Regions from separate parts of the Homo sapiens genome. Here region 2 is linked to region 1. Evidence: read pairs that join two places in POLR2A ChIA-PET (ENCODE). Cell type or tissue: A673. All regions are shown on one strand. Links, peaks and the distances in the headings refer to the core of each region. The heading gives the core; the rest is flanking DNA.

Region 1 (6,195 bases), core at 775-5,774:
TTTTTTTTTTTTGAGACAGAGTCTCTATCTGTTGCCCAGGCTGGAGTGCAATGGCGTGATCTCGGCTTACTGCAAGCTCCACCTCCCAGGTTCACACCATTCTCCTGCCTCAGCCTCCTGAGTAGCTGGGACTACAGGAACCTGCCATCACTCCTGGCTAATTTTTTTTTTTTTTAGGAGAGACAGGGTTTCACCATGTTAGCCAGGATGGTCTCAATCTCCTGACCTCATGATTCACCTGCTTCAGCCTCCCAAATTGCTGGGATTACAGGTGTGAGCCACCACACCTGGCCTAGTGCACGAGGTTTTGATGAGAAAATGAGGAAGAGAGTCTTAACTTTATCCCCATGAATCACTTGTTAATTACAAAAAGAACAGGGTAACTTTTTTATCTTATTTAAATAATTAATTTATTAATTTGGAGACAGGGTTTCGCTCTTGTTGCCCAGGCTGGAGTGCAGTGACTCAATCTCAGCTCACTGCAACCTCCACTTCCTGGGTTCACACAATTCTCCTGCCTCAGCCTCCCGAATAGCTGGGATTACAGGTATCCACCATGACACCTGGCTAATTTTTTGTATTTTTAGTAGAGATGGGGTTTCACCATGTTGGCCAGACTGGTCTCGAACTCCTGACCTCAGGTGATCCACCCGCCTCAGCCTCCCAAAGTGCTGGGATTACAGGCGTGAGCCACCACACCTGGCCTTATTTTATTTTTGAGACAGAGTCTTGCTCTGTCACCCAGGCTGGAGTGCAGTGAGGCGATCTTGGTTCACTGAAACTTCCACCTCCCGGGTTTCAAGTGATTCTCAGGCCTCAGCTTCCTGAGTAGCTGGGGTTACAGGAGCCCGCCACCACGCCCAGCTGATTTTTGTATTATTATTATTATTATTATTATTTGAGATGGAGTCTCGCTCTGCCACCTAGGCTGGAGTGCAGTGGCGTGATCTCGGCTCACTGCAACCTCCACCTCCCAGCTTCAAGCGATTCTCCTGCCTCAGCCTCCCAAGTAGCTGGGATTACAGGTGTGTGCCACCACACCAGGCTAATTTTTTTGTATTTTTAGTAGAGATGGGGTTTCACCATGTTGGCCAGGCTGGTCTCGAACTCCTGACCTGGGGTTATCCGCCCCCCTCGGCCTCCCAAAGTGCTGGGATTACAGGTGTGAGCCACCGCGCCCAGACCAGGGAAACTAGAGAGGAGAAACTTGGCAGATGCCACCTTACCCATGTGAGTGAGGCTGATGTGGTGTGTGGTGGGACAAGCCGAGCCCAGGGTCCCCAGTCTGATGAGGAGACAGCATCACTCCTAGGGCATCCCTGCCAAAAGCGTGTGACCTAAATCTAACTATGAAGAAGCACCAGACAAACCCAAACTGAGGGACATGCAAGTACATGGTCTGTAATCTTCGGAACTTCCAAAAGAAGACTGAAAACCGGTTCCAGACTGAAGGAGACCCAACAAAGCGAGCAATGTGTGACCTAGGATTTCCTTTGGCCATTAAGGACATTATTGGAGCCAGCTGTAATCCCAGCACTTTGGGAGGCTGAGGTGGGAGGATCGCTTGAGCCCAAGAGTTTGAGACCAGCCCGGGCAACACAGTGAGACCCCGTTTCTACAAAAAAAAATTAAAAAAATTAGCCGGGCATGGTGGTGTGTGCTTGTAATCCCGACTACTCAGAAGACTGAAGTGGGAGGATCTCTTGAGCCCAGGAGGTCGAGGCTGCATGAGCTATGATTGTGCCACTGCACTCCAGCCTGGGTGACAGAGCAAGACTCTGTCTCCAAAAAAAGAAAAAGAAAAAGAAAGACAAAAAGACATTATTGGAAGAATCATCAAAAATTTGAATAAAGTCTATAGATTAGCTATTAGTATTACATCAATATTAATTTCCTCATTGTGATCGTGGTGCTATGGTTATGTAAGAAAATGACCTTGTCTTTGGAAAACACAGAGATTCGCTAGAAGGACTGGGGAGTGGGAGGGCGCAGAGACCGAGAGAGGGCGACAGAGACCCACAGAGAGGGGGAGAGAGACGCAGAGAGAGGGGGTACAGAGACCCAGCGAGAGGGGGACAGGACCTGGGGCGGCGAGGGTGAGGGGAAGATCAGAGAGAGCTGGGAGACCCAGAGAGGGAAGAACAGATGCTCAGGATAAGGGGAGCCGAGACCGAGTCTGTGCCTGTGCAGTGCTGCTTTCGGGTTCTGGGGTCAGAATCTGGGTTGCAGCTCTGCCAGCCTGAGAGAAATCGCGGAGTCTCCCCGACTCTCAGTTTCTTCAACTGCAAAGTGAGGAAAGGTAGGTTCCCCTTCCTAGGGATCGCAGCAGTCCCACGCTCCGCCGGACTCCTGGCAAACAGCAGACGCCCAATTCCTGCGCGCCGAGTCGTCTGAGCCGCACTGATACTAGGTGGGACTCAGGGAATGACAAGAGGGGGCGGGGCGTCACCCACAGCGCCCTCCCCACTCCCAACCAGACCCAACTTGGGCCCGCCCCCGGAGCTTCTGCTAGCCTGTCTGGCCCGGCCTGCACCCACCTGCTCCGGTCGGGTCCGCGAGTTCCGTGCGTCCAGGCGGATTCCGCTGGACAGCCAGGCCTTCCCTTCCTCCGCCGGGTCCCGGAACGCGCCTGAGCAGTCCCTGTCTCGGAACTGTAAGTCCCGGTACCTTAAACGCGGCATCGCAGCTGGACTACATTTCCCAGAAACCATTGAGGCTCTTGCTCCTCCCGGCCTAAGGGCTCTGACTGCGAGGGAATGCTGGGAAATGGAGTCTGGGAGCAGGATACGGGGCAGGAGTAAGACTGTATTTAGATACATACACAACAGCTTTTGGAGGAAAACTGGTATTTGGGACATGCCTGACTGTACTGGCACGCGAATATCCCTGTTTTAGGCAGAGGCGATGCCATTGTCCATTTAATCCAAATTTCTCATACCATGGCTGAAGTCTTCAGGACAGATAAAATTTGGCCCTGTGTAAACTGATGGTGAATGAATTGAACCACTGTTACTCAATTTCCCTAGGCATCTGCCTTCCTATTTGCCTCAGTTTCACCCACCACTTCTTAAAGGGCAGTGTGATACAGGCAATGGAGCCTGTTCTGGGAGCTGGGAGATGTGTGTTCAGGAGTGTAAGGATGGTTTGATATTAGGACATTATGCAATTTATCTTTTGACCTTTCTGAATATATCAATATGCAAGCATATCTATAGATACACTAAAAAGACTTTTAATAACATCCAGTAACCCTAGATGCTGAGAAAGCTTACAAAAAAATTCTGTAACCAGTCATTTCTAGATAAGCTTAATAAATTAAGCATATATTCATATTGAACAACAATAGCGACAATGTTAAAGAATTACTGGCTTCTTATTGTGTTTATGTATGTCCATATAATCAAAACCTCATATCAAGCTTAATCGTAAAACACTAAAAGAATTGCCAGGCTGGGTGCAGTGGTTCACACCTGAAATCCCAGCACTTTGGGATTTCAAAGAGGGAAGCTAAAGAGGGAGGATCACTTGCACTCAGAAGTTTGAGACCAGCCTGGGCAACATAGCTAGACCCCCATCTCTACAGAAAATATAAAAGTTAGCCAAGCATAGTGGTGAGCACCTGTAGACCCAGCTACTCGGCAGGCTAAGGCAGGAGGATCAGTTGAGCCCAGGAGGGCAAGGCTGCAGTGAGCTGTGATGGTGCCAGCCTGGGCAAGAGAGCAAGACTCTGTCTCAAAAAAAAAAAAAAGTGTAAACCGTATATGTCCTCATGAGAAAAAGCTAGATGGCTCATTGCCAGAATGAAATAATAATAGGTGTTACTTATTGACAACACGTTGTGAGCTTTACTAGTTGACTGAGCTGACACCACCACCCTATGAAGAAGGCATTGCTCTCCCTATTTTACAGACAAGGACACTGAGATAGAGGATTTATGTCATCCCCCCAAGCTCCCAGAGCTAGTCGAGGACAGAGGCAGGACTTGAATCCAGGTTCAGCCCATATTTGCAACCACTTAATTTTACTGCTGCCAAGTTTGCTCCTTTTTCCTTGTGTTCCGATAACCAAATGCTCCAAGCACAGGTTGTACTGTCAGCTGAGGCTCTAGAGTCAGGGTGGCATGGAGCAGAACCTCAGCTAATCTATAATAGGCATGTCACACTGGAGACAAAGGTGACTCCATCTTGGATGGTTATCCGCCATGTTGACTTCTGATTAATCCCAGTCCTGGGAATTCCTTCTGATTTCTACTTTACTTACTGTCCCTAGTGTAAGAACATGTCAACCTTGATGTTATCACACAAATTATAGGCTACGACACAGCATACAGAACATTGCCTGTTCTGTAGGCTTAATTGTCTTAACCCTTAATTGTCTTGCTAAAGCAAGTATTGCCCTTCCCTATGTGAGATAAGCCTTAGGATTAGGGAGTAACTGTGTGGAGATAGACCTGTCTTGCTGCCACCCAAGACCATGCTTCCCTTTGTAAGTTCCCCAAATAAATCACCCCTTACCAATGAACTGGGTTTGTCTCCCTCTTTTTTGGTTTATTGTCTCCTTCCACACTTGGGGGTTATTTTGCATAAAGTCCTTATATGGAACACACGTGAACAAGGAGTAAGTCTTCATTGCTACAAGCCATGAAGGAGGTTGGGGGGGTGTTTGTTACTGAAGCATAACTACTTATCCTGGCTGATACAACTGTCTTCAAAGGTTTTGAGGAAGCTGAAATTTGATATTAAATACAAGTTATTATCAGAGCTTTGCAAGTCATTAACCTCTCTGTGCCTCAGTTTCCTCATTGTACATGGGGCGATAATAAGTACATGGGGCAATAATAAGTACCCTTTTTATCAGGTTATGAGATTTGAATAGGTAGATAGAAGTAAAGCCATTAGAACAGTATGTGACAGATAGAAAACACCATATAAGTGTTTGCTATTATTAAAAAACGCGTTAGGCCAGGCGCGGTGGCTCATGCCTATAATCCCAGCACTTTGGGAGGCCAAGGCAGGTGGATCACTTGAGGTCAGGAGTTCAAAACCAGCCTGGCCAATATGGTGAAACCCTGTGTCTACTAAAAATACAAAAAAATTAGCCGGACGTGGTGGCTGGGGCTTGTAATCTCAGCTACTCGGGAGGCTGAGGCAGGAGAATCACTTGACCCGGGAGGCAGAGGTTGTGGTGAGCCAAGATAGCACCACTGCACTCCAGCCTGTGAGACTCTGTCTCAAAAAATAAAAAACGTGTTAATAGTTCCCGCCGGTGACTTATATTTTTTCCTTATTTATTTATTTTTTGAGACGGAGTCTCACTCTGTTGCCAGGCTGGAGTGCAGTGGCATGATCTCGACTCACTGCAACCTCTGCCTCCCGGGTTCAAGCGATTTTCCTGCCTCAGCCTCCCAAGTAGCTGAGACTACAGGCGCCCGCCACCACACCCAGCTAATTTTTGTATTTTTAGTAGAGACGGGGTTTCACTGTGTTGGCCAGGATGGTCTCGATCTCTTGACCTCGTGATCCGCCCGCCTCGGCCTCCCAAAGTGCTGGGATTACAGGCGTGAGCCACTGCACCTGGCCCCAACTGTGACTTGCTATTTGCTCTTCCTTCTACCTTTTCCCCACTACTGCTTTCAGAAAACACCTACTTTTCTTGCAAGAACAAGTTCTTACAGCCTCTCCTGCAGTAAACGTTCTCCGATTTCCACCGAGCTGAGCCGGAGCTGGCAATTCGCTCTGTGGGGTTCCCACAGGAACATCCCAGTATCTTATAGGGTTATGTGCTAACCGCTGTGTTGTAATTCTTTGTAACTGTCTGTCTCTCTCGCTCCAGTCTCATCACACTATAATTTATGTACGACTTAATTATCTGTTTATTCTGCACTTCTCCCAGGAAATTTCCATGAAGTTGAGGAAGTGTCTGGACCTGCAGCATTAAGACGTTAAAACAAACAAACCCTGGCCAGGCGCGGTGGCTCACGCCTGTAATCCCAGCACTTTGCGAGGCTGAGGCTGGCGGATCACTTGAGGTCAGGAGTTCGAAACCAGCCTGGCCAACATAGTGAAACCCCGTCTCTACTAAAAATTCAAAAATTAAGCCGGGCGCGGTGGCTTACGCCCGTAATCCCAGCACTTTGGGAGGCCGAGGCAGACGCATCACAAGGTCAGGAGATCAAGACCATCCTGGCTAATACAG
Region 2 (5,928 bases), core at 682-5,681, 650 kb after region 1:
CAGCTCCACAGGGAGGGTAGTGCCCAAGGCTTTTTGCCTCCCCTACCATGTCCCGCACTTCCTGAATGCAGCTCAAACCAGGAGCAGCTCCCCCAGGATTCTGGCCTGCTTCACCCCTGGAGCACCAGGCCAGGCGGTGTCTGTCCTTGAGAGCCAGGCCCAGGTCTCACGGTGGCGTATGGACAGCTCCTCCCCATAGGCCTGGTCACAATAGGGAAGCGGGGGTGGCTCCTCCCCTAGCCTGCAGGAAGCCCTTGGTAGCCCACTTATCCACCTTCTCCTGGGTGTGTGGCTCAGCAGCCAAGTCCTTGTGCACTGGGTTGGGTCCCAGCATGAGCCTGGTGGCCTGGCGGGCCCTGGCACCATGGAGAGCAGCCTGCTGCCAGTGATGGCCTGGATCTCCAAGACGGCCTCCAGCACTGTCATGCCCTTGACCAGCTAGTGCTGGTACAGGACCTGGGTAACAGGCATGTCCTTGGGCGTCACTGGCTCAGGGGCAGAGGACGAGGTTGAGGAGGAAGCTGGATACCCCTGTCCATGGTGGGCTGGGGCTGGAAGGGTGGCTCAGTGGCCTCGAAGTGCCGGGAGGACTCCCAGCTGGCACCAGGCCATCAGCAGCCGGGTGGGCAGTGCCGTGCTGCTGTTGCCCTCAGGGCCTTGCAGTGGTAGCTGAAGATGGCACCTTATCAGGTTGGATCAGGTCACCCGGCAGCAGCAGCTCTCGAGAGCTGAGGCACAAGGCAGGGGCCCGGCTGTACACCTGCAGGACCCAGGAGAGCCTGTTGCAGTTCTTGCCCGAAGCGCCGAGATAGCCAGCTCAGTGTCCCTGCAGCAGGAGCAGAACCAGCTCTGGCCCAGGTGGGTGGGTGGCAGCGCTTTCCTAGCCATGGCTGCAGCCACGCCTAGGCAGGAAACAGCAGAGTGTCTGGAGGGATGCTGTCAGGGGAAGGACACAGAAAAGGCACGAATGGGGGAAACAGCCACACCCCCACCATCACCTCCCGGAGTGGGGCCCCTCAGAACCCCGGATGTCAAAGGTCCCGGGGTGCACCGTGTCCTCAGGGGCAGTCAGAGCCCAGTGCTGGACATCACGGGGTCCCCAAGTGCAGCCCTTTCAAGAACCCTGGACACTGGACATCTCACTGCAACCCAGCCCCAGCCCCCATCCCACCTCCGCCCCCCAACAGGGTTACTAAGGTTAATGAGCCCAGTGCTTAGGGCAGCGCCTGGCTCAGCACTTGCTGGGCACCTGTCTACATCTGCCTTCTCACCAACACCAGGAGTAACAGGCAGCCTCCTCTGTTCTTAATGAGTGATGGTCAGGCCCTTCAGCACCTGGAGGCAGGAGGGCACAGGGGAGGGGAGAAGGTCAGTGGGGTGCAGGGCAGCCAAGATACCCACCAGCCCTCCCCAGAGCCAGGGCCCCTCAGACCCCCGGGTGTCAAAGGTCCCGGGGGGCACCGTGTCCTCAGTGGCAGTCGGAGCCCAGTGCTGGACATCATGGAGGCCCCGGTGCCCTCACCCCCTCCTGATGTGGGTCCCAGGACCACCTACTGTCCTAAGGGGGACATCACAGAAGAGTGCTGAGAGATCAGGCAACAAACTGAATGACACTTGGTCCCTGGGGGTGCCAGGCTACCTCCCCTCCCCATCCAGCTCAGCCTGGGTATGGCTCCTTGTATGATCTAGGCCCACTGACCTCACCCCTCCCCGCCCCCCAGCAGCAGTGTTTCTCTGGAAAACGGGACTAGAGATGCCTGCAGACAGGCACATCTGTGGGGTTCAGTGAGAGGACGGGGCCAAACCCTTCTGCTTGGGCCTCCCATGCCTAACGGGATACCCCTCAATCGCCTCTGCTGCCCCCGGCCCAGCTCTTCTAAGCTGCTCTGACTTCACCAGAACCTTCTGTGACATGGGGAAGGGGCAGCTGCCTCTCACTGGGACCCTGGCAGGATAAGTTCAGTTTATTCTCCGCAAAAGCACTAACACTGTGGGTGCTCGCTCAGTGGGTGCTGCTGTTTAACAACCTCAGAAACACCAAAAGCCCCATTTTGCATAGAAATATGCTTTGTAGGAAGAGGGGGGTCCTTGTTTAAACTAATCAAGGAAAATTAAAAACCCAGCCCCCAGCCACAAACTAGCCACATTCCAGGTGTCCAAGAGCCACCCGTGGCCAGTGGCTGCCAGACTGGACAAGGCGAGGAACATTTCTATCTGGACAGTCGTAAGGAAGGCGCCGGCCCAGAATCCACAAATGCTACGTGTCCCTTCTGTCTCCCTATCCCGCATCAGCTCTGTCGTCTCACCTCTCACACATCCCTACCCAACTGGCACCGACACCACTCATGTCCCCAAGAATCCCCTCTAAGCCAGCCATGACAAACGCTCAGCTCCATTCACTACCCCACAGAGGATCTCGGATTAAGAGCACAGGACCCGGCCGGGCATGGTGGCTCACGCGTGTAATCCCAGCACTTTGGGAGGCTGAGGCGGGTGGATCACGAGGACAGGAGATCAAGAACACCCTGGCTAACACAGTGAAACCCCACTTCTACTAAAAATACAAAAAAAAAAAAAAAAAAATTAGCCGGGCGTGGTGGCAGGCGCCTGTAGTCCCAGCTACTCGGGAGGCTGAGGCAGGAGAATGGCGTGAACCTGGGAGGTGGAGCTTGCAGTGAGCCGAGATCGCATCACTATACTCCAGTCCAGGCGACAGAGCAAGACTCCCTCTCAAAAAAAAAAAAAAAAAAAAAAGCACAGGACCCTCAGAAAGATACTCAGGGGAACTGCAATCCCAGCCAACCCTGCCCAAAAGCCAGCTTCCCTGCCAGAAATAGCTGAAACCTCCAAGAACCCGGAGAACACACTTTCAGTTCTATTTCGCTGCAGCCACGGTTCCAGCTCCTGACACCTAAGGAACAAATGAAAATCTTCCCAGAGCTGAGAACACCTGTCTCTTTTCTGATAACACACACTCATGCTTGTCTGATTTTGCTCTTTGAAACAATTCTCCTGATAAAGCCTGTTATTTTTATTGTGAAAATAGGAGTTCCCTGAATTCTATCAGTTTATATATAAACGGTTCACTGCAGGCTAAGCTGTGCTTAAAGACACATTGCATTCAGCCTACAAAACCCATGAAGTAACGTGACAGAATCACCTGGTAGTTACTGTCTCTTTTCCACTGCTGAGTTTTGACATGTTTGATTAGTTCTTTCCCCTGAAACGCAAATGCTTGTTCCCTCCAGTCCACGCATTCCTCTTCTTATTCAAGCCCCACCTTCAGAAGGCGGGAAGCGCTAGTGCCCCGGGCCATTTGCTCGGTGCCTGTTCCACAGACACAGCAGTGAGGCGCAAAAGAGTGATGGCCTGGTGAATGTCTCCAAGCCTGTAAACAGCAGAGCTGGGGTTTGGACCCAGGCCTGCCTGCCAAGTTTTCCATAGTTGTGAGATGGGTGTTTTTTTTTTTGAGATGGGAGTTTCACTCTTGTTGTCCAGGCTGAAGTGCAATGGTACAATCTTGGCTCACTGCAACCTCTGCTTCCCGGGTTCAAGTGATTCTCCTGCCTTAGCTTCCTGAATAGCTGGGATTACAGGCATGTGCCACCACGCCTGGCTAAATTTTTTTTTTTTTTTGAGACACAGTCTTGCTCTGTTGCCCAGGCTGGAGTGCAGTGGCACAATCTCGGCTCACTGCAACCTCTGCCTCACGGGTTCAAGCAATTCTCCTGCCTCAGCCTCCTGAGTAGCTGGGATTACAGGCACCCGCCACCACGCCCAGCTATTTTTTGTATTTTTAGTAGAGATGGGGGTTTTCACCATGTTGGTCAGGCTGGTCTTGAACCCCTGACCTCATGATCCACCTGCCTCGGCTTCCCAAAGTGCTGGGATTACAGGCGTGAGCCACTGTGCCCGGCCTAATTTTTTGTATTTTTAGTAGAGACGGGGTTTCACCATGTTGGCTGGGCTGGTCTCGAACTCCTGACCTCAGGTAATCCACCTACCTCAGCCTCCCAAAGTGCTGGAATTACAGGTGTAAGCCACTGCGCCCAGCCTGAGATGGTTTTTGTATGTAAACACTGAGTACAATCATTGGCACATCAATCAGTTTCTAGAGGTACGGTATGAAGTCAACCTAGACAGTGAGATATTTTAAACCCAGGTGAGTGAAGGAGCAGGAGCAAGGGTTCTTACCTGGATAGGCATGGTGGGTGGTCCTAAGCTTGAAGCTGCACCTGTAACACAGAAAGACACAGTGAGAGTGGGGGAGGAAACAGTCTGCAAGTCCACAAGCCATTAAAACTGGGGCCCCTCAGACCCCCAGGTGTCAAAGGTCCTGGGGTGCACTGTGTCCTCAGGGGTGATCAGAGCCCAGTGCTGGACATCATGGGAGCCCCAGCCCCTCTGCAACCAGGTCCTGAGGCCACTTACCTTCAGGGACAGAGGCCAAGCTAACAGAGCTTAAAGAGTAGGAAACGCGGCCGGGCACGGTGGCTCACGCCTGCAACCTCAGCACTTTGGGAAGCCGAGGTGGGCAGATCACGAAGTCAGGAGTTCGAGACCAGCCTGGCCAATATGGTGAAACCCTGTCTCTATTGAAAATACAAAATTAGCCAGGCGTGGTGGAGAATGCCTGTAATCTCAGCTACTCGGGAGGCTGAGGCAGGAGAATTGCTTGAACCCAGGAGGCGGAGGTTGCAGTGAGCCAAGTCGTGCCACTGCACTCCAACCTGGGCGACAGAGCAAGACTTGTCTCAAAAAGAGTAGGAAATGCAAAACTCATCCAGAAGGTAGGAATGACCAGTTTTGCTCATGGAGACACCAAGATGCCCCAACCTCCCCAGTGTCACAGGTCCTCGGGGGACTGTCCTCATGGGATGGGTAGGACCCCAAATGCACTACATGAAGATGTCCCCGGTGTTCATCCCCCACTGTTTGCAGGTTTCTTTAGCACTGCCTACATCTGCACATAACCCATAAACAGAGAAAGCTGCCAAGACACAAATCCCCTGGAAGAACTTATTGAGAGAAGGAAGAAGAAACAAAGCCAACTTGTAAATAATAATGAGGAGAGACCCTCGACTGAGTCAGGTTTGAACATATCAGCTGTAAAAGACATTTCGAAGATGACTGAGGAACAACAGGCACAAAGCAGATTGTTAAATTGCAGTATTAAGGGTGACAATGCTAATAACATTAAGTAGAAAAATGTTACTGTAGGTACACAAGTACACTATTTTGAGTGAAATATGAACCTTTCTTTCAAGTAAGAGTCTGCTCTGTTGCCCAGGCTGGAGTGCAGTGGCGCGATCTTGGCTAAAGGCATTCTCCCACTTCCTTCATAAGTAGCTGGGACTACAGGCCCGCACCACCACGCTTGGCTCACTTTACTATTTTTTTGTAGAAATGGGGTTTTGCCATGTTGCTCAGGCTGGTCTTGAACTCCTAGGGTCAAGCGACCCACCCACCTCGGCCTCCCAAAGTGCTGGGATAACAGGCATGAGCCACCGCGTTCGGCCATGAAACTTACTTTCAAAACACTTAAGCACAAGGTTTTTGAATATGGCAAGATGGTGCAAATGTTAACTTTTCCCATTTGTTGGTAGATTTTAATATTGCCAAAGGACGACGTGCCAACGATGAATGCATGAAAAAATACTTTCACTTGTGACATGAACAAACTCAACGATTTTCTAGGTGGTTGCCTGAAGGAGGTAAGTCAAGTAGAGATCCTTGCTGGGGTCGTGGTGGGGGAGATAGGAAATGGGCTAGCTGCTTCCAGGCTGAGCCTCCTCGGCAGGGGCATGGGCCCCGCTCAAGTCAGGAAACCGATGTTCAAGACCTTAAAGGACCTAAGCCAAAAACTAACGTTAACAAAACCCTCTCACGTGGCATGAACGGTCAGAACGACTCCCGCAGGTAAGCAAA

The links. ChIA-PET counts read pairs that join two places held together with the same protein. Peaks named below come from ENCODE experiments on the same cell type or tissue, not always from the same donor. Only the 100,000 strongest peaks of a DNase experiment are listed, where the experiment ranks them.
Region 2: POLR2A ChIA-PET joins it to region 1 with 8 read pairs; 1 of 35 experiments calls an interaction of 5 or more read pairs at or near these places.

The regions. Positions count from the first base shown.
Region 1 is chr19:50,145,596-50,151,790 of GRCh38, forward strand. LOC105372436 (a long non-coding RNA gene) reads right to left here and starts at 2,642. Exons shown (of 3, transcript XR_936021.4): 1 at 2,538-2,642. RefSeq lists a silencer at 1,989-2,088. In A673, for the core only: CTCF peaks have their summits at 1,986 and 2,186; DNase peaks (open chromatin) are centred at 2,016 and 2,716; H3K4me3 peaks cover 1,523 bases.
Region 2 is chr19:50,798,023-50,803,950 of GRCh38, forward strand. SNORD88B (small nucleolar RNA, C/D box 88B) reads right to left here and starts at 1,103; the gene lies at 1,007-1,103. SNORD88A (small nucleolar RNA, C/D box 88A) reads right to left here and starts at 1,513; the gene lies at 1,417-1,513. SNORD88C (small nucleolar RNA, C/D box 88C) reads right to left here and starts at 4,399; the gene lies at 4,303-4,399. It also overlaps the pseudogene C19orf48P. RefSeq lists an enhancer at 3,999-4,499. In A673, for the core only: no CTCF peak of the experiment used is centred there; no DNase peak of the experiment used is centred there; H3K4me3 peaks cover 1,821 bases; H3K27ac peaks cover 2,771 bases.